4 separate regions of the Mus musculus genome follow, and all the other regions are linked to region 4. The links are chromatin loops, found by intact Hi-C in ENCODE. Cell type or tissue: left cerebral cortex. All regions are shown on one strand. Region 1 holds the start of Gm31495 (a long non-coding RNA gene). Region 2 holds the start of 9430053O09Rik (a long non-coding RNA gene). Region 3 has its middle 100 kb from the start of Gm31431. Region 4 holds the start of Mir99a (microRNA 99a).

What was found. Hi-C counts contacts between places; a loop is a spot of excess contacts. Peaks named below come from ENCODE experiments on the same cell type or tissue, not always from the same donor. Only the 100,000 strongest peaks of a DNase experiment are listed, where the experiment ranks them.
Region 1: a loop joins it to region 4, with 5 times the contacts of the local background. A loop is called at or near these places in 4 of 42 quality-filtered maps.
Region 2: it touches region 4 in a loop (6-fold over the local background); 7 of 42 quality-filtered maps call a loop at or near these places.
Region 3: it touches region 4 in a loop (2.4-fold over the local background); 2 of 42 quality-filtered maps call a loop at or near these places.

What each region holds. Positions count from the first base shown.
Region 1 is chr16:78,153,589-78,161,588 of GRCm38, reverse strand. Gm31495 (a long non-coding RNA gene) reads left to right here and starts at 6,649. Exons shown (of 3, transcript XR_876180.1): 1 at 6,649-6,818. In left cerebral cortex, a CTCF peak has its summit at 4,816; DNase peaks (open chromatin) are centred at 1,817 and 4,869; H3K4me3 peaks cover 502 bases.
Region 2 is chr16:77,414,021-77,422,020 of GRCm38, reverse strand. The region is part of intron 2 of Mir99ahg (Mir99a and Mirlet7c-1 host gene (non-protein coding)); the gene reads right to left. 9430053O09Rik (a long non-coding RNA gene) reads left to right here and starts at 1,639. Exons shown (of 4, transcript XR_003951960.1): 1 at 1,639-1,910; 2 at 7,977-8,000. In left cerebral cortex, a CTCF peak has its summit at 4,145; DNase peaks (open chromatin) are centred at 1,679, 2,700, 3,272, 4,084 and 2 more places; H3K4me3 peaks cover 4,337 bases; H3K27ac peaks cover 4,893 bases.
Region 3 is chr16:77,985,333-77,993,332 of GRCm38, reverse strand. No RefSeq gene overlaps it. Among named protein-coding and RNA genes, the nearest start is that of Gm31431, 100 kb to the left of the region's middle. In left cerebral cortex, a CTCF peak has its summit at 3,985 (motif pointing right); DNase peaks (open chromatin) are centred at 5,341, 5,705, 6,252 and 6,716; H3K4me3 peaks cover 1,358 bases; H3K27ac peaks cover 806 bases.
Region 4 is chr16:77,592,505-77,600,504 of GRCm38, reverse strand. It overlaps Mir99a (microRNA 99a), which reads right to left and starts at 1,569; the gene lies at 1,505-1,569. It overlaps Mirlet7c-1 (microRNA let7c-1), which reads right to left and starts at 848; the gene lies at 755-848. In left cerebral cortex, CTCF peaks have their summits at 3,672 and 6,215 (motif pointing left); DNase peaks (open chromatin) are centred at 5,727, 6,392, 6,899, 7,326 and 6 more places; H3K4me3 peaks cover 4,576 bases; H3K27ac peaks cover 5,409 bases.

The DNA.
Region 1 (8,000 bases), 560 kb before region 4:
CTGACTGTGGTATTACAACTACACACTGTAGACTGAGCAGGAATGTACTACACTTTGATCATCATCCTTAGATGTCATTATCTACCCTCTCCATCTTTAGCTTCTTCCCCATCTCTAACACTCACCGATTATGGTGGTTTAAATAAGAAATGTCCCTTCTAGGCTCATGTATTTGAACATGTGTTACCTAGTTATGTCATTGTGTAGGGAGTTTATGAACTTTTTAAAAGGTGGAGCCTTGCTGGTTGAAGGTGAAGTTTATTACTGGGGTGAGCAGTAAGGGTTTATAGCCTTGACACACTTCTTGTTCTGTGCTTCTCTACTTCCTGCATATAGATGTAACATGACCAGCTAGCTTCCTGTTCCTTTTGCCCTGCCTCTGGACTCTACCTCTGGAACCACAAGCTAAAATAAACCCTTTCTTCCTTAAGTTGCTTTTGATGATGCTATGTTATCACAGCAATAGAAGAGTAATAGATATACTTTTTGACTTGAATGTCCTGTTTCCTTCATCCTTAATTTCCATACACATGAGAACGAGAGAAAACATATATCTATTTTTGTAAATCTTGTTTATTTTGTTTACTATGATGAGCCATCCATATTCAAACAAGAGAAATCATTTTCTTCTTTATGGACGAATACGACTCTAGAATTAATCATATTTTCTTTGATCATATGCTGATAGGTTGATTCATGAACTGGAAATTGTCAATAGTAATGATACACATAGGTGTTCATCTATCTCTATAGTAAGCTGATTATATCTTAATTATAAGCATAGAAGACCTATTCTAGTCTAATATAATAGTTTATAAGAGATCTTTATAATGATTTCTACAATAGAAGCACTACTTTGCCTTCTGCTACAGTGCTAAGGGTTTCCTTCCCTGCATCCTTGCCAGTTTCTTTTCTTTGTTTGTTTTTGTATTTGTTTTTTTCCTGAATGGTAGCTGTTTTGACTGGAATGAAAGGGGATTTCAGTATAAATTTAATTTTTATTTTTCTGATGACTAAAGATGTACTTTTAAGAACATTTCCTGTATATTTATACATTTATTTGTTAGTTATTTCACCCACTTATTGATCCAATTATTTATTATTTTGGTGCTTATTATTATTATTAGTTTTTTTATATGTCTTGGTTATTATTTCCCTCTCAGATGCATAGCTAGAAAAATTTCTCTTCCATTATGTAGGGTTATTCTTTACTCTGGTGATTGATTCGTATGCTGAACACATTTCAACTTGCTGCTTTCCTATTCGTCAACGAATGTTGTTTCTTGAGCCAACCGACTGCCTTACAGGAAGTTTCAGTCTATGTTCATACATTGCAGTGTTTTTCTCTAGCGGTCTCAGACCTTACTTAAGGCCCTCAGTGTAATTTGAATTGATTCTATTTTAATCAAGGTGAGAGATAGGGATGTAATTACATTGTACTGTATGCGAATATACAGTTTCTACAACACCATTTGTTGAGGAGGCTGTCTCTTTTCCAACGTATGTTCCTGGAAGGTTTGTTGAGAATAATGCCACTGTAGCTGCATAAGCTTATTTCTGGGCTCTCTATTCATCTTAGTCAGGATTTCTATTCCTGTACAAAACAACATGACCAAGAAGCAAGTTGGGGAGGAAAGGGTTTATTCAGCTTACACTTCTACATTGCTGTTTGTCACCAAAGGAAGTCAGGTTTGGAACTCAAGTAGGTCAGGAAGTAGGAGCTGATACAGAGGCCATGGAAGGATGTTTCTTACAGGCTTGCTTCCCCTGGCTTGCTTAGCTTGCTTTCTTATAGAACCCAGGACTACTGGGCCAGGGATAGCACCACTCACAATGGGTTGGGCCCTCCTGCCTTGATCACAAATTGAGAAAATGCCTTACAGCTGATCTCATGGAGGCATTTCCTCAAGGGAGGCTCCTTTCTCTGTGATAACTCCAGCTTGTGTGGAGGTGACACACAAAACCAGCCAGTACACTGTTTTTTAATTCTACTTATCTGTACATCTATTTTTATGCTGGCAGCACGATGATTTTGCTGGTATGACTCTGTATATTAATTTGGAATCTGATATTATGATACCTGTAGTACTGGCCATTCTGCTTAGAGGTTTTTGTTTGTTTGTTTGTTTGTTTGTTTGTTTGTTTGTTTTTGACTAGTCAGCATCTTTCACATATCTATGTGAATTCTAGGATTGCCTCTATACTACAAAGAACATCTTCAGACTTTTGAAGTCTTGAACTTACTTTATCTCATTTATTTGTCTCCATTTGGAGACAATTGGTCAATTTTAAAACTAGACTTCTAAATTTTGCCTAATATTTAAACCATTTTGATATCCTTGAAATTGCATCAACAAAGAGTTTGATTTTTAGAGCAGCCATACTACCAGATCGATTGCATTTCTTTCTGCATTGCAATTTACACCTTTGGGTTGGATACCTGTCCAGTTTTATACCCTTTTATGAAAGGGTTTTCCTATTGAGACACATTCCCTAGTAATTTTAATTGCCACTGCCACTTATAAGAGAAAAAGACTCCAGCAATAACAACTCCTCTAGAAACAAACTAGATATTTGAAAACAGTAGAGTAAATGGTTGGAAATTAAAAACTACGTCCTCCTCTAGGATAGTAAAGGAAGGCTCTAAGATACAGGATAAACTGAGCATGTAAAAATTAGTAAGGACAATGGGGTTGGTAATTCATAAAAAAAAATGCAGGGATCGGAAAAATAAAGGTTGTAAGATAGGAAAGATCCCGGATGATGCTATGAGAACTTCAGTGAGGAGTAGTGATGGTTGGTTTTCATGGCAACTGCCATGAACTGGAATAATCTGAATAGGGATCCTCAACTGAAGATTTGTCCTGATTGCCTTAATTGATGTGAGAGGACTCATCCTGAGTGAGGGGCAGCATGTTCTGCTAGCACCCAGATAAAAAGGGCATGGTAGAAAGATTATCCTTCCTTTGAGAGATTGGCCTTCTGTGTTGTTTCTGCTCATTCCTTCAATGGTATCAGCACCAGAGTTTCCAGGCTTCCATTGTTGACTAAGGACTGGCAGCTCTCCAGGGAACTTCCATGTTTCCTCACCACACTGGGACTGCTTCATGGACTAACCAACTGTTGGGTTGTTGGTCTCTGCGGTGTGAGACTGTGGGAGTGCTCCAACTGCTGAGGTACTGAGTATCAAGGACTTAGCAACTACTAGGTTTTCAGAATCCCAGGTGTAACAACTGTATTATTATTTCAATGTAAGCTGATATAGTAAGTATATATTCATCCTACAAACTCTGCAGACTCTGTCCTCTAGTGAATCCTGATTAATATACAAGGAAGATCAAAATAAGACAGGAGTAGAACTGAACAAAACAATACAAAATGCTGAGTGAGAATTTCCTCTCTGAGTAGATAAAGGAGATGTAATTTTATAGTTTATTGTGTGTGTTTCTATGTGTGCGCCCATTTGTATGTATGTGTGCGTGTGTTCGTATGTGTGCGTGTGTGTGTGCTGTGTATATGTTTATAGATGTGTGGGTGTGTGTTTGTATGCATATGCGTGTGTGAGTTTGCAGTTGTGTATGTTTGTATGCATGTGTGTTTGTGGTGTGTGAGTTTGTGTGTGTAATGTGTTTTGACATATTTCTTTTGAAGTGCCAACAGGTACACCATAAAAGGAGTTGAGACCGGTTCTACTTTTCCTACTAGAGTGTGTCAGTCACTACAACCAATTCTTGGCTGCATTCCTGTCACTGTTGCCTAGATCAAGTTCCAGGGATGTAGGGAGTATAGGAACTTCTCTCCAGCGGCTCTGACAGCTGAGCCTATGGATGATTGGTTGACTACTCCTTCACACCACAGGCATTGGCCAGCACTTGTGCATATGGGAAAGTAAGCAGAGGTTGTATTTCCCCACCAAATTCTTTTGGTTGATAACTTAGAAAGTCGTCAAACAAAAAGCAATTTCTACAGAGTCAAACTGGATAGTTGATGAAGAACAGAAGTGTAGTTCTCACAAATTTGTTGACTGAGACATTCAAGATCAGCGTGTCAACATGTGTGGTTCAGTAAGAGCCATTTTGCTGCATCTTCATGTGGTAGGAGGAGATAGGAGCACACCACCTCCATAGTGTTCTTTCAGTGACAATTGTCTTGCTTGTCTTCCATTAGGGTCCAGCTCTAAACATGTTACCCTTCCAATACCAGTTTCAGAGAGGAAAATGTCTTCAGAGAGTAATGCTTACCCATCTCAACTGTGTAACAGAGCCATGGAACAGGATGCAAACCAAGCATTCCCAAGCCTCTCTGGATAACAGGATAGATGTTTGTGATGTCTTTTCTGCTTTCTCCATGACATTTTAGTCGTATGGCCTAAATGACCCCACCAGCAGAATACATAGACTGACTTGCAAACAGAAGTGTTTGAAGTCTTTGAAAAGCTGATCTGATACACCTTTGTGGTTCAAGAATACACTAGTAGTTTGATGGGGTGCACGGGGTGTGTGATACTTTATACTTTATATTTTACCGTGATGCCAGATGAAATGCAATTGTCTCTGGTACAGTAGCTTCAGGGGAGCTCTATGAAAACATCATGCATATTCTGAAAAGAGAGGAGGCCTTTTGGTTTTGAAATTCATGATCAGGTTTCCTCTCATTGCATAATTCCTGTGAGGATTCAGTGGAAGGAAGCATACATAATTAAGAGGAGCTCAAGCCGAACCAATATCCCTTTATTTAGGTACAAAGAAATTTCATTGAAACAATGGAATTGAAGTGGAAATGTGTTTGAAGCAGTTGTAGTTATAATTGCTTCCACTAAGGTGTGCTAGATCTCTAACTATTATCCACATGCCTCTTGTGTTACTAGATGCTGAACAGTGAATTCAGTGCTCACTGCCTTCCCCAGCCTGGCAAGCTCTCTTGCAGCGCTTTCTTTTGATCAATGTACTGCACACGAATTCATCTAAAAACACAAAGGAAGACAAGACGAGCATTTAAAAATGTCAAAGGAAAAGAATAGTCGGACATTGAGGGAGTGATTTTAATAAACAGGATCTGATATTGGTTTTAATTTTGTGAAAATAATTCAGTCTGTCGGGAAATTCTTGAAGGCTAACCCGATAGAGGGAATTTTTTTCCAGGCATTTCTTTCTTTTAACAAAACTCATTAAAGTCTTATTATTATGTACAAGAAATGGTACAGATGTCAGCACTCTTTGCTTTAATAGCATATCTATATGACTCCCCAGCTAACCTGCCATGTTTTAAGTCTCTCAAGGTTCCTGAGATCATCTCATGGAATCTGAATAATAATACAACAGAGTAGTTCTTATAGAAATGCCCCAGGTCAGAGGAGACAGAGGCCATGATGTTTGTGTTGACAAACTTTTGTTGAGTAGAAAGAAAAATTAATTCTTCATTTGCAGGACTGAACTTAGTTTTCCAAGTATTAAATTCACCAACCAGAAACTTATCAACTGGGCATACATTTCTATGTATTTAATAATTAATCAATGATAGATTAAAAGATTTTCCAGGAGAATATACCAACTTTCAGATAGTCTCATTCTGTGTGTTCCATAGAGGCTTCTCCACATCTGCCTTACTCTGGCAACACATTTTTACATGCAAATACTTCTTTTGGTCATACAGTTACATTTGGGATTTAGTTTACATTCTTTTCTTTATTATGTTGTGTTTTCAGTTAAAAAAGGGATCTCACTGCCCTCTTTCCAGTCGGCATGATGATTGCAAGGTCTGGAGCTTATCTTGGTCATAATTTGATTCCAAGATTTTAGTTACATTGACGAATCATTGTGACCAATGGTTATTTGAGTAAAACTTAAAATATTAGCTCCACATGTAAATTATCCTCAAAGAAAACCCTTGAAAACTATGGACAGTGATAAGTGGACAAACAATAGTTTACATTCTGCTTTTAACATCTGGAAATGAGCTGATAAGTAAATGTGTAGTCAGAAATTATCTTTAAAATGACAATTTTATTAGACTGAACTAAACATTTTCCATTAAGTGATGTTTTTCAAAGAAACAGTTGTATTTTCTTAACTTTATATCACTATAAAATTTTCCTTCTACACTGAGACCAAATTTCATATTTATAAAAAATCTTTTTGGCTATAATAAGGCTCCTTTTATTTGTAGGAACTTCTAAGATAATTATAACGAGTATGTAATAAGATAAGTTTGTTTTTATAGATAGAAAGTTTCATTTGAGGATTCAGGAAAAATAGCGTGTATTTCTATTTTCCCATATAATTATTATGTTAACAAGTTGGAGAAATATAAAATAGCATCTATGGTCTCACTGATATATGTTGTTTAAATAGTAGTAGAATAATCAGGAAGCAATTTAGTATAGTAAAAATTTTACATTATTAACCTAGAAAGCCCTTTTGTTAGTGAAATAATTTAGGATGATTTATTGTAGCAATTGTCTCCATAATTATCACTTGCTAAATAATAGTTATTTCCTAAAACCTTAAATGAGGGAGTAAGATTCATTAAGCCTGATTTGAATGCATCCAGAGGTGGAAAGAAATATTTTGTTTGACAAAATAGAAACCCAGAGGAATTATTATCCACTGGAATAGAAATATAAAACAAATAGAAGTCCGTACACCTGGTATGAACTCTGGGTTGACGTTCTACAGAGTGAATGTTGACTATCGCATGGAGTTGAAAGCAAAGGGGAGAAAGTCTGAGTCATGTGGAAAAGTTTTGAACACACCAATTACTTCTGAAAGGGATACAAAGGAAACGGAACATCCTTGGCCCTGAGAAGAGCAGCAGGATTGGTGAGTAGGAAACACAGGTCAAGCTGCGGGCAGCTGAGGGGAGTTCAGATGTGTTTAACTTGCCTTACGGTGCCGCATTTCTTCTGGCTAAGTTTAGATGCAGGGCATTAATAAATGAGGGTTTCCTTTTTTATCTAAAAAGAGAAAAAGCATGTTTGGGGTTTAATTAGAAGTATAGAAGTTCTTCAAGAAATATTTAGACCAGTTGATGCTCAATATTTATTTAATATGAAAAATAAAGAAGAGAAGAAAAAAATGTATCACTTTTTTTTTTTTTTTTGATGAGTGAAGCCAGACCTATACTCTAAGACTGCTTTTACAGGAACATTTCAAACAAATAGAATTAATGTGAACTCAACAGACAATTCTGGGGTAGGAATATCCATATATTACAGCAAACAGTTAATATTGGAATGTTTACTTTTCTTTTCCTTGATTAACTGAGGTAGGTTACAAGTCGTGAATAGATTAAAATTGCTGCTTATCTTATGGCTTTTCAATGTCAAAATTATAGGAGGAGGCCATCCTAAGTCATAAACCCACTTATGACTTTGCTCCAAAGCTGTTTTATTACTGAAATCAGAAATTGTAAATACATTTTCATGCAGAAGTAGATAGATTTGGTCATCTGGAGGCCTTGAAGCTAAGGGGGGCAGGGGCTAAGTAAATGTACAAAACCCAGCCAGGGAGGTTCTGCAAGCCAGAACACAGAGCCCCTCCGAAAGTCAGAGGGAAACATTTATTACACACTTTTATGGGTATCATTTTAAATTAATTTTATTTAAGTAAGAGAGAAGTAAATTACACCCATCAAAGTTAAATGTGGAAAGATGAAACTTCCAAACTGTTGGTGGGTGTTAGGCTAGGGGAGGTGGGATTGTGATGTCAAGACTTTAGAAAATGAGGCTCAATTACCCTGAGAGAAATAAACTTTCACAGATTCAGGATCATAAAAAAAAAAAAAAACCCAAACCAAACCAAACCAAAACATGAATTATAACACTTCAGAAATGGGAACAGTAAGATATGTCCAATGGCTGGAGAAATAAGATATCTGCAAATTTAGCTCTATGATTTTTTGTAGTAAAAGTCAATTATTTGTCATGTGTATAGAGAAATTATATCAGTGCCTGTTTGAGAAGCAATTTACTTTTACTATGTTTCCAGGAATCCATGAGAGAG
Region 2 (8,000 bases), 180 kb after region 4:
TCATTTTACTCTGAAATAACTCTGCGATTTCAGCTGAACCTGCCTTCTCTTACAATGCACAGCACACCCCACAAGGGAGCCTGAGAACAGACTCCCTTGAAAAGCGAGGTTCTCATAGTTGGCCTGTAACCATGGAAGCAGATGCTGTTTTCTTCTTACCCTGCTTACCTCTTTGCAGCCTCGAGCTGCTCCCTATTGTTAAAAGGGGGTACGCCTCGATTCTTCTTCATCATGACCGAACTTGCCTCTTCTTCAAAGGGCATGATGCTGCAGGTCATTGGTCTAGACTGTTTGCACGGTCCAGAGAGCAGCCTTGATGTAACCCTTGCTCCGTCTGAGCCACACCACCAGCCGTGCAGCTGCAGACTGGAGGGGGACATTGGAGATCTGTATTTGAAAAGAAGTCTGTCTGATTTTGCCATTGTGCCTTTTCACTCATCGATCGAATGAATATCGAACCTTCTGTCGTTGCATGTGTGAAATAGATAGCTTAGCCAGCACTTTTGTGCCCAACCTGTGCTGTGGGCCAAAAGGTTTTCATTTTAGTCTCAAGTTGGTTTTTTTTTTTTTCTCCTTCTTTCTTTCTTCATACTTGATGAATTTTGTGTTGGCTTAAATTATTCGTATGCCTTTATCCAGCTGTTCTGGAGACTGCCTGGGATACTGTACAAGCAGGGATTTTTGTTTTGCTGTGAAAACGGAACTTTTTTTTCTCCTGTCCTCTGTTTTCCTTTGTAGCTGTCTTAAGGTCTTTTTTGTAGCTTTGTAGGTAGAAGTGTGCTAACTTTTACTACACCCTATAAAGCCGAGCATCTAAGTTATCCTTTTACGGGGACGACTTGATGGTGTCTGTTATTTAACAGGCTTAAATCCAGAAAGGTGAACTTGAGCCTCTCAAGGTGATTTCAGTGAATTTATAAGAGTAAGTAAACCGGATAAACACATTGATTTTTAAACTGAATGACAGTGTCTGCTAAACTCTATCTGAAAGGAATGTGTTTTCTTTGCTTTCTCTCCTTCTTTAAACATCAGCAAAAATATTAATTGGAAGTGTTGAAATATACTTAAAAGCACATAACTTATTTTGTGCTTAGGAAAGTACAAATGACAAATAAAATCATTATGATTTAATATATTGAAGTAAATATTACTGATAATATCTGTCTCCGGGCACGATTTAACTAAAAAAGTAACTAGAAGGTTTTTGCATTTCAATTTTTAAATATAACTAAAATTTCCTTGCTGCTCACCAGCAGCTGATGTTAATGAGACTTATGGCACCTGCTCATTCCCGAATGCCCAATTTCACCGTGTCCTTGTGAAACTGGGTAGCTTGAGGATGTCTTGGGTGCATCTCCCCAGCATGGTGATTTGAAAGCACTGTCTGTCTGTGACTGTCATCAGGAGTGGTTTGGTTGGATTTGAAGAAACGAGTACTTCATACTTAAAGGCATACATATTTTCTCTAATTGCCAAAGGCAAGGGGGAGGTCCAGGGCAGAATAAAAAAGGTTATTGTGACAGATGAAATATAATTCACAATGAGCATTCTTTTCATCTAGGCTGAAGTACCACAGGATTACTTACAAGTTGAATTTTGTGGCAGAACGTATAAACTCATATTAAAAGAAGCTAGAAAGAAAAGCAGCAAGCCTGTTACTCTCTGGCCCCGGAAGTGTTTATTTTGAATATGTCTGTCTTGGGATTGTGTTCTGTTTCTCCTAACATAAAGATACACTGGCGAGAAGAGGGACTAGGCAGCAAGGGTGGAAAGGAAGAAACCTAAAAGCAATCAAAGCTGCTTCTTCCCTCTACCAATGAAGAAAGAGGAGTTAGATGGATTTTTATTCTCTTTGGGATGCACATGCAACAATCATATTTTTCAGCACACGTTTATTTTTGGCTGCAAAAGTAGGTAACTATTATTTTATAAACTTACTATACCTTAGATAATATTTTTCCTTCCTTTAAAGTTCCTAGGGTCAAATGATTTACGAGGGTGTTTTTGTTTTTTTCTGTTCTGTTTTGTTTTGTTTGTTTAGATTCTGGTTAGCATTCTGTGAGGGTTGAACACAGGTACATGTTTGACCAGATATTTTGTTTCCTTTAGCTTCTTTGTTCTAGCTTAAATGAAAATAGTTTCATTTGACCTCTGTACATTTTATTTCTAGATGCAAAAAAAAAAAATGCTTTCCTTTCTATTTGTACAAAGGTCAGTTTTTAAATTAACTGAAAAGCAAACCATGTACTTTATAAATATTCAGGCACCATAAAAAAAAAACTCGGAATATAAACCCATCTGCAATTAATTTTTAAGCAGTGAGTCTGGGTTTATCTATTCCTGGAAATCACATGCTTTGTATTTTCCATTCTTTTTCTAAGTTAACCGAAGTAACTGCCCTGTGTTAAGGGAAAGCTACGAGGTTCTGCCTGCTAGTCATCTTCTGCTGGAAACCAGGCTGCCCTCTCTCTCTTAAGCTCTGATGGACTATCTCTTGTTTTACAGTTACCCATAGCATGCATGTGTGTATATGACTGTGTATGAGTGTGAGTTTGTGCATGCTTCTTAATTGAGGTCTTTTCAATTTACCAGATAAATTTCTTATTGTAAACCCTGCAGTGAATAATTCAAATGCAGTGAGTTTACTTACATGTTGTCTGAGTGAAGGGAGCAAAGGCATACATGCCCTCACATGTAGCTGTTCTATATTTCTTTCCTTACTGCACAATAGTGTTGTTATTTTGATAAATAAAACATGCAGCTCACATTGACTACAAAGGCTTTGTTCCTCTGTGCCGACGTTTTAGCAAAAAACTTTAGTATATTTTCATGCCATATCAATAAGCAATAAGTCTCTTTGGTCTTGATATTTGATACTTTACAGATGTTTACTATGGCTTCCAATATCTGATTTCCCTTTTGCCTTGTGATTTGTCACTTACGATTAAAACATATGATTACTGTGCTACTGCAGAAAAACTAAGCAGTCATACAATTACCACCCATGGGTTGACTAAAACAACCACCTTCTACTGACATTCTTACACAGATAATGAATTAATATGTATGTTGAAGAAATGTTTTTAATGTCTATCTTTAAATGTTCTTATTAGTATAAATAAATAAAAAGAAAACAGGGTAAGCTTACCCAGGGGAAACCTACATACAGTTGCATCTGCCTTGTTATCTATAACATCACATATACTCAGAGATTTGTGTTCCTTCATGTCCCTCCTAGAAATAGAGGAACAGCCTCTGCACAAACCTTTGAATTTGGTAAAATACTGTTTCTTCCATTACTTGCTGGTGAGTGCGTTTTATATCATTTCTCAGCTATAGTTTTGCAATTTGCCATTACAAAATGTGAATGAGTGAGGCACCCTTTAAAGGAAACAAGTAAGAATGAAAGAAAATTCTCTTTAAAAAGATGAAGTAGGAGCAGTTATTTCATTGATGGGGTTCACAGCATACAGTTCTAGAAGAACCTTTTCTTTTACTCCTGGCTAGAGATAGTATCAAACACAGCATGTTCAGTATCATATACAAAAGGAACATCCATTCGCTCCTAGTGAGTATTGTAAAATGCAGGGTAAAGACAATATGTACCCGCAGATATTTTCATTTTATTATTACATGGCAGCTTTTTAAAATGACATGATCATATTGGAATTTACATCTCCTTAGTGTTTTCTTTAATTATCCTGATTTTATAATTAACATTAAGCATAATGCTAAAAATTAATAAGCATAGAGCTCTCTGTGTTTTTTTTCACAAGTAATATTTGCAGAGTTAACATCTATTCTATCTAAGAATTCATCTGCAGTGTTTCAAGGCAGGACATTTCTCACTCTGCCTGTCTTCTTCCCCTCTCTCCCTTTCTCTCTCTGGAAAAACATTTTTCCATAAACTTCTGCACCAATAGCTAGGGAAGACTCTCCAGCAGTCAGAGTTCAGTAAGCTCCTTGTGAACAGAGGGGGTGGGGGTGGGGAAACCCTGCAGACTTTGATTTTGTAAGACAAGTTGGCTAGGAGTCAAAATTGCCACATGTGGTGTGAAAAAATGCCACCCTGGTGTGAACAAAAGGTTTAAAATGGAGTCAAGAAGCAAGCAGGCTCCGTGTCTAAGCTTTTCCTGGGAATTGTCTGCCACAACCTGCAGGGTAATCGAGTGGGCTGGGAAGAATAGAAAGAGCTTGAAGCTCCGACTCAGAAACACCAGGAGTCAAATGTGTCCCTTGGTTTTTGTTTTTTGGGGTTTGTTTGTTTGTTTGTTTTTTTTTTTTTTTTTTTGGTTTGGTTTTATCTCTTTGTCGTTTCCAACTTTTATGTGTTGCATTTTGTTTTTATTTTGTTTTGTTTTGTCTCATTTAGGCATCATTACACTAAAGTGTTTTACCCAAACATAAAACAAATCCAAAGGAGTCACAGAATGTGTGAGAAACAACTGCTCCTTACAGAGGGATTGTTGGGGTTGGGTTTTTGTTGTTGTTGTTGTTGTTGTTGTTTGTAAGTTCTTTTAATCTTCCATTCCTCCATTCATAACAAAAACATGTTTTCAAATTAAACTCTTTGTTTTGTTTCCTGAAGTTTTATTATAGAAGGGTATGTAGGACACAGGCTTTCAAAGTCCAAACTGATAGCATATATATATACATATACACATATATGTGTGTGTGTGTGTGTGGTATGTGTGTAATATTTGTGTGTGTTTATCTTCTAAATTATCAAGAAAAGATGAAAGAAAGATACTGCGCGTGTTATTACAAACAAATATTTCATTATTCAGTAAAGAAGTCAATGATTCTAGATCCAGCAGGAATGCTTCTTCATAAAAACCACGAACACGATGGTGAAAACACAGTGATGCTGTGTGTTTCCTAGTATTTCATGTTGTACTTCACCAACAAAATATCTTAGTCATAAAAATAGTCAATAAATCCAAAGTTTAAAAATGTCATAGGCTTAAATCACTAAAATAGCATTCAAACTTACAGATACTAAGGTAGATACTACTGTTTCAAAATTCATGCTAATATTTTAGTATATTCATAAAGACTCTAGTTTAGGAATGCCAGTTACATGAGAAATTATGCAAAGGTTTTAAGCAAAGAAATACTTCTTGGGTGACTATGATCTAATTGATACAAAAATGGTAACCAGAGAAATCATTAAAAACTATTTTAAAAATTTAAACTTCAAACCGTCTTCATTACATGTGCATGTTGTCTTTCCTAAGATTTGGGTCTAAATCCAGCAAGTCACACTGGTTATGAATGTAGGTCAAGACAGGAATGCTTTTCTATTTACTCTTTGTGAGCCTGGGTAGAAATCAATCTATTACTTTCATTACAACCACACAATCAATTCCATTTAAAGCGTAATACAACAGCCAAGTCCAAGGACAATATGGATCCTTGGGAAAATCTCATACCATTTAGAAGGCTGCACTTGATACAGCTCTCAATAAATTATTTTCTTTCTAATTAACATACATGCTCACTCTAAGAAAGCATGCCTAAAATGACATAAAATATCAGCTCTCACAAAAACTTAAAAGTAGATTTATCATTGAAGTCTCAGTAAAAGGAGAACCATCCCCTTGAAACAGTACGAACCGAGGACAGAATTCTCTTTCTGTATTCACTCTTATATCAGGAGAATATGATTTTACATTAAATAGAATGTATAAAGGAACATTTAAACACACCCCAAAAAACCTACCTAGAAATTAACAAAGGAAATCTTAGAGCAAATACTGCTTCATGCTGTTATCAAAATTGGCTTTATTCTGAGTATTCAGTTCTTCCCTCAAAAGTATGAATATTGCTGCATCTGTGAGCTGTGTTTATGTGCAAATCATCTCAGCAAACAAAAGAAACACACCCACTGTGCCTTTCATTTACACAAAACAGAAGCGTCATGTCAAATGACTCTAAAATATGAAAATTAGTGTCAACTTCACAAGTAAATTATTGAAGTACAAAATAAACAACAGTGTACCAACCTAATAATTGAATACACAAAAAACTCCTTTTGTTACTTGGTTTCAGAAAGATGTATAACTAACAAAGTAAGCATATATACATACACACACATATATATATATATATATGTGTATGTGTGTGTGTGTGTGTGTGTGTTTGTGTGTGTGTATCTATCTATCTATCTATCCATCTATCTATCTAGTGTGTGTGTATGGTATAACATACAGTATAAATACAGATATAAAATATGTACACATGTATATGCAATATATATAATACCATATATATGGCATATAAAGTAATGTTTTGATATGTGAATATACTACTTGATGACTAAAGTTAGTTAATTTATTCATTACCTTGCATACTTATCATGTCCTGTGGTAACCACATTCATCACGCAGAGCCTCAGCAATTTTCAAACCTATGCCACCTCATGATTACCTATAGTCACCATGCTTTAGTACAATGCTCATGGATATGCTATCCTGATACTGTTTCCCTTGGACCAGCTTCTCCCATCATCCCACACCCTTATTTTATAAATGGACATATCTTCTTATTTTCACATTAGCTAATTCAGCTAGCATTGTGTCTTCGATTTCCTCAAATGTTTGTCAAATAATTTCAAATCTATTTAAACTGATATCTTACCCAGATTCAATGTTAGAAATATATTTGCTATTTTAAAAAAATTTTTATTAGACATTTTCTTTATCTAGATTTCAAATGTTTCAATGTTCCCTTTCCTGGTTTCCCCTCCAAAAACCCCATCCCCCATCCCCCCGCCACATCTCCCCTCCCCCTCCTCACCAACCCACCCACCCCCACTTCCCTGTCCTGGCATTAATTTTTTTTTTATTACATGGTATTCACCTTTTCTGTATAAGAAGGATAATATACATGTACAACAAACTCTTTGGAAAGACTTTCCTGAAAACTGAGAGTATTGAGAATTATCTGTACAACAAAATATAATTCTTTATGTTGTTTCAAAATTTCATCATTTCTTCAAAATATTTGGAGGCTTTCACTCAGTCACCATTCAGAAATGCTTTTGCTCAAACTATTATTAAGGAAACCTTTCTCTTGCAAAAAGGTAACTGATTTTTTTTTCTTCAAGTGTAGCTTATAATTGATACTAATCAGAAGTTATGTCCAAGTCTTCTCTGGTACTCTCAATGGTGATGACCAAATAGGTGTCTATTTGCTCTTTCTTGCATATGAGAGCATTGGTTAATTTCAGAGCTTGCAAATGAATTCTTGGCCATATGCCAAGAATACGGCCAGAATTCCTTTCCCCAGTAAATTCTCCAGAACCAAATCTCTCACATCCTTTAACAGTTCCTTTATAGAAACCATCCACTTACACCTCTCTACCTTCCAATCTCTTGGTTCCAGGTTTCCCATTCAGAGGTATCACAACCACAGATTTGTTCCCATCATGCTTTACATCCTGGTGTCTTTCCTCAGAGGAAATGTTGGTATGAGGACATTGGAGATAAATAAAAATAAGCCTCTAACATTGATGTATATGGTATGAGGGTGTAGGGTAGAGTCATGTTAGAGTAAACACTAGTGTGAGCTCTTCATCATAGAACACTTAAAATTCAGAGTGAATCTAAACATAAAAGAGAGGTGGGACACACTTTAAGGATTGCACACTAAAGAGCATGGTAAAAGACCTCAGGTCATGATTTCAATGCATTGATTTTTTTTGTTGTTGTTCTTTGCTTTGTGCATTTGTGCACATATATGTACAATGAGCACATATTCCATAGCAAGTATGTGCTAGTCAGAGGGCAACTTCAAGGTAATGGTTCCTTCCACCTGGTGGAACCCACAGACTGAAATCAAGCCATCAGCCTTGAGGGCAAGAAGCTTTACCTATAGATTCATGTGGCAAACCATCCTTAAATAATCTTAACCCAGAACATCGTTGTTAAACTTGCATCCCTGACAGGGGTCTTATCATTTTTCATTATTTTTAGGTTCTGTATTCAAGCCCATCGTAT
Region 3 (8,000 bases), 390 kb before region 4:
TTTCTAAGTACCTGAGAAGTCTCCGTTTACTGGGAAGAAAACAGGAATTCAGAATATTAGCGTGAGACTCTGAATCAAGACAGCAGGGCCTACACATTCTGCTCCTTCTGCATTTTACTGTGTTGGGAACAATGCCAAAGGACTTTGGCAAAGGAAGTCATTTGCAAGGCCTTGCTAAGGAGGATGGTCAGAAAGAAAGAAAATGTCTCCTTTGTAAGGACTGTCATTTGAGACCATGATGGTGGCCTGCCAGTGGAACGTGCCATCGCCCACATGTCCTGCAGAACACCAAGTGGCAGGATCCCTCTGCAAATTAGTCAGTTTCTAGGAAACAGAGGAAGGTCAAAATAAGATCCAGATGACATCTTTTGGGGTTCATGGTTACAATTTGGGACACTACCTATGATGACTATATTCTTTGTCAACTTGACTATATCTGAAATAAATTAAAATGCAAACAGCTGGCACACATTCTGGGTCCGTTTCAGTGTCACAGTCCTGGCTCAGGCCCGGACGGCCATTGTGGGGCTTCTTGAAGCAGGTAGCTGGGCTGTAGCACTGCATGCCAAGAGTGATAAATGCAATAGTTATTATATTTTACTCCAGGAAAAATATAGATCTTCTTATTCAACATATTAGAAGGTTCCAGGTACAGCAGTGGTCATTTCTTGCTCTACCAGATATTGATGTTCTCAAGAAGTTCTGCACAGTGTGCCTTCTGCCTGCTAGACTACTCAGCACTCCTCGCTCCCTCTGTGTGAGGAGGACGGTGTGTTGAAAACGAGACACCTTATATGGTGACACAAACGGAGTCATCAGAAAATGCTAATGTCAGTTTTTTTCTTTCTTCTTCAAAGCGTTGTTTCAAGGAAGCAAAGACAACAGAAGTGTCATATCTGCCATGAACGTGACACTGGTTAGTCACTATCTGCTGCAGTTTGAGCCTTAAAGGTTCTCCTAATGCAATGGCTCAAATTCAGCTCATGGTGTTATTTGGAGATGGTGGAACATTTGTGTGATGGGCTCTAGGGAACAGAAATTAGCTCAACAAAAATTGTTCCTTTAAAGGCTTGCCTTAAAATTTGTTTGTTCAACTCTGGTTTCTTAACTCAACTTTCTTGCTTTCCCCCAAAACTCCTTCCTTTCCATCCATCCACATGTCTTTCTTTCTTTCTTTCTTTCTTTCTTTCTTTCTTTCTTTCTTTCTTTCTTTCTTTCTTTCTTTCTTTCTTTCTTTCTTTCTTTCTTTCTTCTTTCCGTCCTTTCTGTTTCTTTCTTTCTTTCTTTCTTTCTTTCTTTCTTTCTTTCTTTTCTTTCTCTCTCTCTCCCTCCTTCCTTCTCTCCTTCCTTCTTTCTTTCTTTCTTTCTTTCTTTCTTTTCTCTCTCTCCCTCCCTCCTTCCTTCCTTCTTTCTTTCTTTCTTTCTTTCTTTTCTTTCTCTCTCTCCCTCCCTCCTTCCTTCTCTCCTTCCTTCCTTCCTCTTTTCTTTCTTTCTTTCTTTCTTTCTTTCTTTCTTTCTTTTCTTTCTCTCTCTCCCTCCCTCCTTCCTTCCTTCCTTCTTTCTTTCTTTCTTTCTTTCTTTCTTTCTTTCTTTCTTTCTTTCTTTCTTTTCTTTCTCTCTCCCTCCCTCCCTCCTTCCTTCCTTCTTTCTTTCTTTCTTTCTTTCTTTCTTTTCTTTTCTTTCTCTCTCTCCCTTCCTCCTTCCTTCTCTCCTTCCTTCCTTCCTTCCTTCCTTCCTTCTTTCTTTCTTTCTTTCTTTCTTTCTTTTCTTTCTCTCTCTCCCTCCCTCCTTCCTTCTCTCCTTCCTTCCTTCCTTCCTTCCTTCCTTCCTTCCTTCTCTGCTCCCTCCCTTCCTTCCTTCTTCCTTCCTTCCTACCCCGCCATCCCTCAACCCTGCTGCACCTCAGGGTCCTGTCAAGATGCACTGTCATGTCACAGACCCAGAGACAATGGGACTCACCAACTGAGCAAGGATCGAATCTCCCCAAATTTTGAGCCAGAAGAAGTTCTTCTTTTTAATTATTGTTCTCAATTATTTTGACCCCCCCCAACAGAAAACTGGCTTCCACCCTGACTTGGTCTGCTTTCTACTACTCATATAGGATGTCCATACTGAGTAATGTGCAAAGAAAGCAATAATGTGTTTTTCACAGTGCTGGAGTTTGAAGAACCAAGAGCTTGGTGCTCGTATCCAGTGAAGGATTTTGTGCTTTTTTTCATCTCATGGTGAAATGAAGAAGAACAAGTGAGCACACGAGCTGCAAGCCAAGCCACGCTCTTTTAGGTGACCCACTCTCAGGGTTCTGTTAATTCAGTCATATCCCTCATGACCTAATGAACCCTTAAAAGCCTCACCTTCTAATATGGTTGCCATAACACTTAAATCTCAGGATTTCAGCATGGATGCGGCAATCAAACCTTAGCAGTTGATCATCCTCTGAAAATTGATAGCTTAATTGTATATAGGGATTTTTTCTCCTATATCTATTTCATTTTCCTTTGACACACAGTCTTGTATATATCTCAGGTTGCTTTCAGGTTTGCTATGTATCCGATTACAAGTCCTTATCCTCCTGCGTCCACCCCTTGAATACTAAGGTCACACACCTGTGTTAAAACCCATACTAGTAAAACTGACTAGTCTCCTGGAGGGTAACTAACGTCTGAGAAGACCCTGCTAACTTCCCATCAATCTACATGGTTTATTAATTAAAAATATTCATTATTTTCTGCTTTAGCTTGCCATTTTCCTGAGACTTTGATTCTTTTGTTTATATTTTTAATTATTTTTAAAATTTTAGCTTTTTTGTTTTTGAGATGGGGATTCGCTCTATAGCCTAGGTTGATCTCAAACTCAAGCCAATTATCTTGTCTCAACCTCCCAGAATTCTGAGACCGTAGGCAGTTCTCTTTATTATTTGTATGTTCCTATCCAAATATGAACGGCACTGCCTAAAATGCCAGCTTTGTGGCTTTCTCATTCACTTTGTATGTTTGTATGTTTATGGGCTCTTCATGAAGTTTTACTTTTTACTACTACCAAAGCCCCTCTCGAGTTTTGTACGTCAGAGAATCACAGGATAAAATCATCTTGCACAAGCATAGAGAGCTTTCTGTGTCAAGGCTTTTTCTAGGCTTCCCAAAGACACTACCTCCGCCAAGTAGGTAGACTGGAAGAACGCCAGTAAAGACACACCTTTAATTAAGAACACAGCTAACCAAGTGGGTTGGCTTGAACTCAGCTGTGTGTAATTGAGAAACCCTGCTCTCACAAAACTCATCTGGTTTCTGTTTCCAGGGAGTGTCATATACTAAAATTTTTGCTTATTTATGAACATATTCTGACTTTTAAACATTCAGATGGATAAAATTTACAGCTATTGCAAAAGCTGAAGTTTAAGCCAAGGTACTCAAGCCAATTTTCATGCAAGTACATCCTTTGGGTAAAGTTAGAATTTGGAGTAATTTCATCAGTTATGACAGACAGCTTTATAAGTCATAAATGGCAATACTGTTTAATTTCTATTTATTACCAGGTTAAATGAGGTAAAAGACATAGTCAAACCTAGGAAATTGGTGAAAGTATCAACTGACTGACTGTAATGTTAAGCTCTGCTGATATTTATTTTAAATATTTTATTTTTCCTTACACCCAGCAATCATGAGCATTTTAGGAGACAGTGTCGAATAATTAATACAAGCACAAAATGCTTAATGGCTACATCATCTAGCAAATGGTGATGTTCTGGAGATGTTAATTTTAAATGTCTTTGTTCACCCTGCAGAAGAATGCACTGGTTTCCGGGTATTTCATTTGTCCTTTGAATTTCAGCATCGGTGTGATGCCATACATTTACTAGCATGAGAAGAAGAGGGAGACAATCTATATCTTGGTCAAATAGTGTATTTTAAAAAGCACTCTGGATAGTTCATTTGTGTGTTTTTGTCTCCATGAGTGTCTGTGCAACATATGGGTGCAGTTCCACCACTGGCCAGAAGAGGGCATTGCATCCACTGAAACTGATGAACCATCTTGCGCATGTTTGCAATTGAGCTTGAACCCTCTGGATAATCAGACAGTGGTGTTGACCTTTAAGCCATCTCTCCAGTCTGTAACTTATTTTTCGTAAGACTCTCTTGTGGCTTTGGACTTAGTAGACACTCTCTTTTTATAGATCTTCGGTGACACCCACTGAGATGGGACTCCTACCCCACCTGACTACTTTCGTTTCCCTCATCATTTTTCCGTGAAAGTAAAGTTATGGCATTTCAGAAGAATTGGCAATTACTTTTTACAAACAGGAGTAAACTGAGGAAGGAGACAGCAGCTAAATGATAGTGCCGCTCAAATTCCTACTGTTGTTTGTAGGGTGTATTGCTTGCAATAATTCACACTCACTCTTAACTTCTTGGCCCAGGACATTTTATGACTTTGCTATACATCTGAAAAAAAATCTGCCCTCCCCCCCTTTTCTTGGCTCCTTCAAATATTTTTTTAATGGGACTTAAGGCTAACTTTTTAACATGTGACTTTTACCTTGATCTCATTCTTTAAGTACAGTTTTAGTTTGGTCACATAGTCTGAAGGTGGTAACATTTTATATAAAGACATCCAAACTGTTCTTTCCTTAAATGGAAGTATCTTTATTATTTGTTACAGATGCCTTCTTAGAGAAAGACTTAAAGACTTACCAGGATTTCTTTTGCAATCCAGAGAAGGTTTCACAGTGACCAAAGATAAAGAGTTAGGTTTTAGTAAACATACAAAATTATACTTAAAACAACAACAACAACAACAATGTCTCAAACAAAGTATCGTCCACTAGAGAGTCTGGTTATGATTCAGCCACCATTCCTTTCTTTCTCTTTTTGATAAATAGATTATCTTCCTTGTTTTCCTAAGGGCAAGATCACTGTTACCACTTTCGGGGACTTCTTGAAACTTAGTAATTTTTTTTTCCCTCAATTTCTCATCTTCTCTATATGTAAAAGCTTACTGTGAACTGAAGTTCAGGGTGTTTCACAATGTCTCCCTTCTTCTTTGTCACCTAGAACTATATTCTAGGAGACTTTATTATTACTGATATTTGGGGGAAAAATCTGCTTCTCTTCTGCTTCATCCCTTCCAAGGCTCTTTCTGAAGATGTGAATGCAATTTTACACTTATACAAAGCTTGCAAGAGAGAACGTGAAAGTTTAGCAGCAACAGCAAAGGCCCTGTGAACCGATCTAAGTTCATGAATCATAAAGTTAGATAGATTCTTTTATCTCACTCTCAAAGAAAATAAAGTCCTTATCATGGGAACTTTCTAGTCGCAGACCAGCAGAATGAATCTATTCATCCCTGATGCTGCGTTTTGTTGGTGTGTGGTTAAGTGTGGAGTCTCAGTGTAAAAAAATCCCAGTATACATGTGAATACTTGATAGATAATGACTGCACATTCCAAGGACAGACATAAAGTATGATTCCTTATAAACCTGTCACTCTGGATCATAATTAGTATAATTCCGTTTTGTTTTAGTTGCATGACATCATTTGGTTTTAAAACAAGCAACTTCATCATAAGAAAAAATGTTTAACCGTCAAGTCAGCAGAGCCCAAAGCAAATTTCCCATGTGTTAACATCAAGAAAATCTTGCATAGACAAGCATTATAGCAACTTCTGAAAGGAGGCTAGGATAACAGAGGCCAACTTCACTTTGATACAATCGGCACAAACGCCAGAAGCACTTGATACAAACATTGCAGCTAAAAGGAGACACTACAGTAAGATGTTTGCATTTCACTAAAGTCTTTAGCATGCTGGACCAGGTGGGACTATACAACATACATGTAGTATCCAAAAGGAGGTTAGGAACTGTAGGATCTCGATTTTTTTTTTTTTTTTTGGATTACTTTTCGATGTTTTTCATTTTTGAACAAGAAAGAGACAATGCGTTTCCGGGGAACTCCTCACACTCTGGGATGGCATTTAGTGTGGATCCTTAAGCATGCCGTCCCTCTCCCTGGACAAAGAAGCGTCTCTTTTAAAAGTGAAGGGCTGGCTTTTGCATCCAGACCGTCATATATTTTTCTCTGAGTACTGGTTTTGGGAATGGCTGTGTTCTTTCGGTTTCTCCCACACTTGGGGAATTTATCCTTAGGCAACTTCAGATGGATCCATGCTGGGCTTTTGACGATTGAGCTCTAGCTCAGAAAAGGAGGTTGAAAAAGAAAAAAAGAAAGAAAAAAAACCGATCTTTTTCATCACCCAATGAAAGTGCAAAGAGATATTTTTTGAAGAACAGGGTGTAATTAGCCTAAATGGAATTGGGCCAAATCTGCAGCATTAACAGGCTAAATGTGTCTCTAGCTCTTAGAGCATTCCAAAGATAGGCTCATTCTTGACTGTTATGGATAAAGACTGAAGCATCTACAGAAGTCTAAAATAAGAAAATGGGAAGCATGGAAAAAGAAAAAAAAAAAAACCAAAACAGCCTAGTCCTCGCACAAATCAAAGATGGTTACTAAAGCTTGCTATCCTTTCCCCAATCGAAAAAAAAAATCCACATGACTAACTTTTCTAAGAAGAGACTGCAATGCCCACCGGGAATGGGACAGATAATAAATGTAGCTGGCACTCTTGCCCAAGAGGAACTATTGTTCCATGTAAGGAATGAAAGCCAAACCCTTTCAAGAGTTAAAGAAAACCTAATTTAAGGACACATCTAAATTAGTTGCATAAAAGCAACTGAAATAAGAAAGGGGTTTAAAAATATCCGATGTGAATACTCAACGTGTCAGCTGACCCAATACAGTGCAAAACAACCCCCGTCCCCACCACTTCTCAAAGAAAGAAAGAAAAATCATGAAAGAGAAGAAGGAAAGGAAAGGAAGCCAGCACCACGCTTGCTCTGCTGAGCTCATCCTGACTTTTTGAGATACGTTTTTAAGTTCAACATGAAATTTTATGATTCTTCGAAGCTGAAATGATTTCTTTTTCTAGCTATTATTTCTGTTCCCAACTGCAGGCTATAACAGGTAGGATAAATGTGGTAAATGTACCTAAGAGTCTGGACCTGGACTGCTTTTGTTTTTTTGTTTTTTTTTTTTTTTGTTGTTTTTTGTTTGTTTGTTTGTTTTCAGTAGGAAGTCTCAAATAGTGCTGAATGAAAACATAACATCTGGAAGTTACTAAGATGACTGGAGGGGTGTTGTACAGATTTTTAAGAAAGCCTTTCTGTCCAGCAGTTTTGTTATACTAACCAAATGAAACATGACTAGGCCTAAATTATTATTATTTAGGACTGTTACGTCATTTAGGTGAGAAGACAATCTAAGTTTTGGAGATAAACTTCTATTGAATATGATCTTGGACTTCAGAGCTTTGATTTTGAGCACTGGACTCTCAGATTTTGCCCCATCATGATAGCCGATGCCTCAGTCTGTTCGTTTTACTCTTATCTAAAGCACTTATATTTGAACTGGAAAGATCTTCATGGTGACATGTTGCAAGGGTGGTCCCCATTTTGGCATGGCCCAGAAGAGAGACAACTCTAGACTGCGTGTGGAAACAATTGGAACTAGATCCCCAGTTTGAATGCCATTGGAAAAAATCACACAATGCTTTGAAAAAAATAGTGATAATGTTTCATTTGTTTTATGTCATAGATTTATAGAAACAAATTGAAGAATGAATGTGAGGATATGGTAAATATATATGTATATATATAAATATAAATATATATATATATATACACACACACACACACATACACACACACACAAATACACACACACAAATACACACACACATACACACACACACACAAATACACACACACAAATACACACACATATACACACACACACATACACACATACACACACACATACACACAAATACACACACACACAAATACACACACACATACACACACATACACACACACATACACACATACACACACACACACATACACACAAATACACACACACACACAAATACACACACACACACA
Region 4 (8,000 bases):
AAGCAGTAACTTCATTCTACTCTTTACTCCAGAGAGAAAGTATTCCCAAATTTCAAATTGTATATATAGAATAAATCAAAACAGTAAAAAAAATCAATATTTTACTGACTCAGAAAGAGTCTGGAACTTAAGGTTATGAAAATTTAATTGGGTCAATAAAGGAATTTCAAATTTAAAAAATCTTAACAGAGTGAAATCTTATAGCTCATTTATTGATCCTGTAAAAATTTACTGTTTAAGATGTATAAGTACTAAAAGAATACAATAAAAATAAGACGTGTACTTTGCCCTCAAGGGGCTTACAGTCTAGTGTGGAAAATATAAGTAAACATATCTATAGGTATAACATAAGATAGAAAGTGATGGGTCATGAGAAAACTCAGACAATATATGATGAAATTTATTAACATTTAAACATCTTTCTGTAGTGTCTAAGTATGAAATTAAAAAGGACCAATAATCTATTTGAAAATGCCAAATTTTGTGATTCCATTGATGAAAGAAACCAAAGTTTCAATATTAATGCAACTTAATTCACTACCCATTTGTTCTTTAGACTGGTAAACACAAAATAACAGCCCGTGAGAAATAGCGTTGTGTCATTGCTTACAAGTAGACACAAGCAGAATCCTAACCATCAGGTCTGGAATGATCAGGTAATGCATTAAGGCCTCATGGACTCATGACACATTACTTTCTTGAACAGAAATTGGCTCAGTCAGATTAAAGAGATGGAGAATTCCTCGATGGCTCAAGTGTGCTCCAAGGAAAGCTAGAAGGTTGTACAGTTAACTCCCAGGGTGTAACTCTAAACCATACAACCTACTACCTCAACCCGGATGCACACAGCTTCCAATGTTTCTTCAAACTCCTTATCATATCTTCAGTCCGCTCCTCCAAATATGGCGGCCAAACACCTAAGGGCTTGGCAAGGTTGTAGATAGAATATTCTAGCAGTTTACAAATCAACTTCAGTTGTAGCTTACAGGACTACCCTAATCTGGTGAGTTTACAGTATAGGTCACATGAAGTGTCTTCTAACATCTCCTTGACCACACTTCCATTAGCAGCGAGCAAATTTAAAAGTAGAATAATGCCTTGATTTTGAAGAGAAACTGGCTCAACTGTAACATAATAATCTAGTTATAGACTTTACTATGTTGTTGAAATAGATAAGACACATTAACCATCAAGAAAAAGTGTGCCAAAGTTTCATGACAACAGCTATGCAGAGTTTGCTCAAAGCCAGCTATTTAAAAACACCAACCTTTTGAAAGCAGTTTATTGCACTTGTATTTAGCCTTGAATGGCTCTGCTACAAATCCTTCCAGAAAGTCAACAATTAAAACTTGCCTTGTAAGACATGAGAGGATTAAAAGATCCATGAAGAACAATGGAAATGCTATTGTTCCGAGGTTGTGTAGAGGACTGGAGTGTGAGCAGGAGTGTATTGAGATGTGAGTGAGCAACACTTACATAGTGCTTTGTCAGATCACCACACTGCCACAGACCCATAGAAACGAGCTTGCGCGGTCCACTTCACCACAAGATCGGATCTACGGGTTTATGTCAATGGGCATCGTCTCACAGGGACCTTTTACTAACGTAGCATTTGCTCTGAATATCTAACAGAAGAAGTAGGGGATAAAAATAAAATTAATATCTTAGTGTAAATATTTTAAAGGCTGGACTCTCAGAATGCATATTCCCAGTAAAGGTCTTCAGAAATACACTGACTTAAATATAGGGTTACAAGCATGAGGATTAAAAAGTAGTTTTCAAATCCATCCTTCCTTCCTTCCTTCCTTCCTTCCTTCCTTCCTTCCTTCCTTCCTTCCTCTCTCTCTCCCTTTCTTCCTTCCTTCCTTCCTCTCTCTCTCCCTTTCTTCCTTCCTTCCTTCTTTTCTTTCTTTTTTTTCTTCCTTTCTTCCTTTTTCTTTTCTTTCTTTCTTTCTTTCTTTCTTTCTTTCTTTCTTTCTTCTCTCCTTCCTTCCTTCTTTCCTTTTCTTTCTTTCTTTCTTTCTTTCTTTCTTTCTTTCTTTCTTTCTTTCTTTCTTTCTCCCTCCCTTTCTTCTTTTCTTACTTCTCTCTTTTCTTCTTGATTTTTTCTTTTTTAAAGATTGCTTTTGTTTTAAACTGTGAATATTTTAACGTTGTTGTTAAAATGTCCTAATTGAGAACCTAATATATGTACATATGAATTATACTGTTGTGAGGCACAGATATAGTATGATAAGTCTACAACTAAAAAGGAAGTTATTAAACTGTATATGCACTAGAGTGACTGTATTTATTCACATAAAACTCAGTTAATGATTTTTGAGATTTAGTCACATTATAGCTTTTTATAAACAAATGAGGTCTTGTTGACTAGGTAAAGAACACAAAACCCACAAATTCTAGATGTACAGACATGTGCCTACAGTGGGGATGAAATTAAACTTTTACAGCAGTGAGGAAAAGATATGGTATCAAAAAACCCTAAAATCAATGACATGATCGGTGTTATTCCTGCTATTCTGGAATATTTGTAGTCGCTTATATCACACCAAGGAGCATACATTCCCTTTCAACAAAACACATTTAAATCTATTTCCCAAGAACTATATCCTTTCAACAAAATACACAGCTACATATAATTCCTCTGTTCAACAGGTTGAAATGAAATAAATGATTCTTAATTCTGTCAGCTACTACACTGTAAGAAAGCAAGCCAGTAAGCACACATGAAGCCAGTTACATGTACATTTTTAGGATTCTAAGCTCATCTGAAGCAAAATTATAAGTTGTACAATCGTTAATCATTGCACTCATATCTAAAATGATTTAGCTTTTCTTAATTATATCTTCATTGTGAAAAATAATACTGCATAGTAATTACTTCATGATTTGGCATGTTTTGAAATAAATAAAAATAGAATGTATTTTCTCCAGTTTAATACAGATAATTTGGCCTACACAAATTTTCACCATTATTTATTTTCAAATCATTCTCCTACTTATTAAAACTGTAGTAAATAATCAACAATCATGCATCCAATTGTAGTAAAAGTATTTCCTTATATATTTATACATTTTATGTTTAAAAAAAAGAAAGAGGAAACACTGGCTGTAGCTTTTATTACTACAAAATATACTTTGACATTATTGTCTTACTAGATATATGGAAAAGATTAAAAATAAACTATGAGCTTATACTTTTCTATCAGATTTTTACTTCCTTTTATAATGTATAACCACTGAGAACATATTTTCCTTTTCATTAAATAGCTTCCTATTCAACCATCTTGTACCTGAATTGTATAAATCAACATACACATATGTCCTCAGAATGATGGACACTGGGCATTGATCACAAAACCAAACAAAAGGTTGACAAAGGCAAGTAATACTGTAAACTCTTGAAGGAAAACCATCAGTGAAAATCCCAAATACGTAGCTTCATAAAGGGAAGGACCATTTCTTATACCAAACACAGACATAATCATTTTCTCTTTAATATTCTAAGATTAATTACTCTCTACATTTGTGCCTTTTCGTTTTACCTGAGATGATTTTCTCCTGTGGTCATTCTCTTCTCTTCTCATATGCACTTTAAGTGTTCCCCTAAAACAACCACAAAAGGAAAAATATCAGACAACTGCCACCTACAGGGATCATCTGTGTAGATTGGGAGCAAAGGAAGGAGGTGGCCGGGAAGACAGGACAATGTCAAAATGGGGGAAAGCCTTAAAAGTCTATTCCTTAAGGCTTGGCAGGGTCTGAGGGCCCCACCCCAGGATACTCATATGACACAGAAATACTTTCACAGTTTGCAGCTACATGTTCATTCTGGTTGGTGTTGCTTTCCCGGGAACAGTTCTCAAAGTGAAAGGACGTGTCTCTTACGGAAGCGACTGGGTTCTTCACAATGAAGGGGTGAAAGCTGAAAAGAGCTTTGGATTTGGCATGGAGCTTAATAAGATAATTAAGAGTGTGGAGATTAATGGCTCCTAAAATAAGATTCAAAATAATGTTTTTTAAACTAAAGAATCATGAAACATGAAAACAGGTTTATCAATATTAATTAAGCCTTTGGAAGTTGGCTTTCTAATAACAAAGGAGGAAGAAGAGCTATTCTGCAAATAATTAGTGAATAATAACCGATAAAGTCAATAAAACATTGCTTCAAATATTATCTTTATATTAGGTCTGGGTAACTGTTAATCCTTTCATAATATAACTGAAAAGAAGACAGAATTAACCAGCTGTATAATATTTCTCTTTGTTTATCCTTGATGTTTATGATATCATGAAATATAATTTTAAAATCATAACAATTATGCTAAAGTTTTCTTCTCATAGCTAATATTATCATGCCAGTTCTTAGTATGAACATTGTAATCTTCATTGATACACACTGCATATCTCAAAACGTTTTTTTCTTTTTAGAGATTTTCTTGCATGTTTAGAAACATTGTTTAGTAAAGAAGTTTTTAAAGGGGGCATATCATTTAACCCTCTACCACTAAAATAGGAAAAGCTGCATTTTGTTACAAGACGTTGACTTGCTCAGCAATTTCCTTCTACAAATAGAGAAAATAATTAGAATGCAATGTATTCACCTGCCGAGCCAAAGCAACTCTGAACTTGAAAGCAAGTTTGTACAGACTTTCCCCACCACAACAGTGAAGGGCAACTTCCAACGCTTCCCAACTGCTCTAGGGCAAATTCTTTTTCCTTGTATTTTTAGAAGTAGAATTATTAAGGAACAAGCTATTTTTTTTACTTCGCAACGGAGAATCCGCTCTGTTTATTCCCATCTCTCCTCTACTGAAACCGGCATGAAAAGAAATTTTATTTAGCATTATATGGATGCATTTTTGAAGCAAGATCTCTTTTTAGAACTTCGAGAAATTTCTTCTTTTGCATTTAAAATTAGGAGTCACAGAAAAGGTTTTACTTTCCTTACTACTACTGATTCCCAAGCCCGTTTCTCCACAAAATATATTACTGGACACAAAAATCAGAGATAACACACACTACTGTCTGCCTAAAACTTCTGTGAACAACCAAAGCAGGAGCTTATGTCTATAGAGAGTTTTCTTATTCCAGTTTAGTGTCTACGCTAATCACGATTAGAGTAAGAAAGCAAAAGAAAAAAGTGTAAAGTGGGTAATGAGTTAATAAGAACAAATTGAAACTGCAAGGAGTCTAATTTATGGAATAGAAAGCGTAAAAAGAAACAAAAAAAAAGTTATACCTGGTATGAAAGTGCGGGTTCACCAAGTGCAATGTACTGCTCTTAGGCCATTGTTTTTTGAAATAATAACAAAAATAAATAAATAAAAGAAAGAAGGGTCATAGATTTGTGTTGCCTTCCAAGCTGCTTAACGAAGCCCGATGTCTCAGGAGTTAGACAAACCAAAGTTTGCTTTTTTGGGTTTGTCTCGGTTTGCATTTTTGGTTTGTTTTTGTTTTCACGCAGGCATTCCGCATCATTATCAGTATTTTTCAGCACTCTGGCGAATACTGAGAAGCTCAGGGTTTTTGTTTGGTTTGGTTTTTTGTTTTTGTTTTGGATTTTTTTTTTTTCTGTTTCTTCTGGGCTCCCGGTATTTCTCAGAGAAGGAGGTCCAGAGGGCTTGTCTTCATTCTCTTCCTTCTCCATATTCCAGGCACAAAGCACTGCGCAGAATCTGCACCAATCGTTGCCACCGACTGGCAGCAGAATGGTAGAAGGTGGGAGAGTCCCGGAATCCTTCCAGGCTGACTTGAGAAACGAGGACTGCACACGTTCGTCTCCCGAACCGAAGGGGTGAAAAGGCTGGGTGCCAGTTTGCTACTCGGCTGCAATGATCTCATGCTCACTGCTCTGTCGTCCTGTCCGACCAGTTCAAATGCCTGTTCATTATAAACCAAATACATACATACATAAATAACCCAAACTACTTGAATTCTTCAGTAACCAAAAGAAGAAAAAAAAAAGGAAAAAGAAAAGATATTAACATAAAAATTAAAAAACAAAACAAAACAGCAGTCAGGAAAGGTAAAAAAAAGAAAGAAAGAAAAGAAAACAAAAGAAAAAAAGCACATACAATTTAGGATTCACTTGTTATGCCTCAATATTCTGTTATTATTTTCCTTTTCTCTCTCTCTTTAGAGATAAGCAGCCGAATTTATCAGGCGTGAAAGGGACAGCCTCCTGGTGGCCTGCCAAAAGCCCAGAATAAAGACGAGGTTGTGCTTCAAAGCTCAGTTGCTTGCTGAGACTGGCTAAAGTCAAGTCTTAAGATCCACCATTTTCTGATCCTTGCTAGAAAAGAAGAAAAAAGTCAGGGCCGTTTGCTGCTTCCAAGTCTCCGTTGGCACCATCACAAAATCTCAGTCGTCAGGTCACATGATTCTCTGCCAAATGTAGAGTGAGGCATTCCCATCAACCATTCTGCTGATACTGCGAAGGCAGCTATTGTCTCGTTTAGACCCAAAGTTCAGCCCACTCTTCATTGAATTAGCTGAAAAACGCATCACCTTTGGGGGCTGGGAGTCATGGAAACGTCTACCTGGCAAGCTGCCCACTTTTTCTGCCCATCAACCAGAGATGGGATTGTGCTGCTTAACGCAGTCATGACTTGGAATGTGAAGAGTGGTCCAAAGTGAATCTCATTCTTACAACGCCTGTTTCATTTGCACAGAAAACTCTGGCTCATAGGAGAGAGGGAGAGGGAGGGGAGGGGGAGAGGGAGAGAAGGAGGGAGAGGGAGGGAGGGTGAGAGAGAGAGAGAGAGAGAGAGAGAGAGAGAGAGAGAGAGAGAGAGAGAGAGAGAGAGATCTTTCCTACAAAAAATTAGCAAATAAAGGTCTGAACATGCTTACTTTGCAACTTTGTTTCTCAACGCACCCGAATGGTTCTCAAACCGGAAGACTGAATGCCCTGCCCTGCGAGTTTTCGTCATTAAAGGCATATCTGTTTTCTTGTCTTTCTTTCTTTTTTTTTTTTTTTTGTAAACGCAACAAGCCTAGCACATTTGTTTTATTCTCCCACTTTAAGACTTTGAAACAAAACCAAACCTCCCAGTTTTCCTTTTTGCATTTTTATTACTTTCTGATTTTTATCTAGCACCAATTTTGTGCTACATGGCCACAATATCCACTAGCAACAGAGATGCATTATTGCTACCATCTCCAACAAAGTGGTCCCTTGAGAGGATGGGGTGTCTCTTCCAGCAGGCAAACCCCTGCAATTGGGTCTTGCGATAATCCCCATCACTACCTAGCACAGCTGCTATGCAAGTTTTCGGAGATTGACACATGTGAGAAGTGTTCTTTCTGTTCTCTGACTGGCTGCGGGTTGCCTGTGTGGCATGAAAGATGCCTTTGAAAGATTCAGGGAGCATATCAACAGCTCTTAGGCAATAAAATGAACAGCTTCCCCCTCCCTGGTGAATTTCCATTCTAGCATGCAATGAGATTTTTTTCCCATGTACAAACATTTCCATACTTCCTAACAAGAGTGGAGTGAATTCAATCTTTAAATATTCCCTTAAGCAGAATGTTAAGCCAAGTAGCAGAGCAAGCATCGTTAACATATAAGTCAAAATTCAGAGGACAATGCAGAAGACCTACATTTTCATACATGATTGAAAAATTTGTAGTGATTGTATATTAAAGTCACTTATGTTTGTAGTAAGTCTAGAATTATGTTCATTGCCTTATCTGAGTAATGGATCCATGTCCCTCTCCAGGAATGCACATATATTAAATATTATTTGATAGTTAAAACACGACTTGCCTAAACATTATTTGTGAAAGTCAGAACTCGGAAACATCCCATCAATGGATTTAAAGGTTATTATCTTATTCACGAGGTCACTTTAGGAGCAGTAAGGGGTGAATATCACATGCCCATATGGGAAACATCACAAAATCCGGCCTGTCTGTAATTGAAAACTGCACGAAGTTCTACACAGTAGAACTTGACCTTAAACATGTGCTGAAGTTTGCGATTGTTTTTCTCCTAG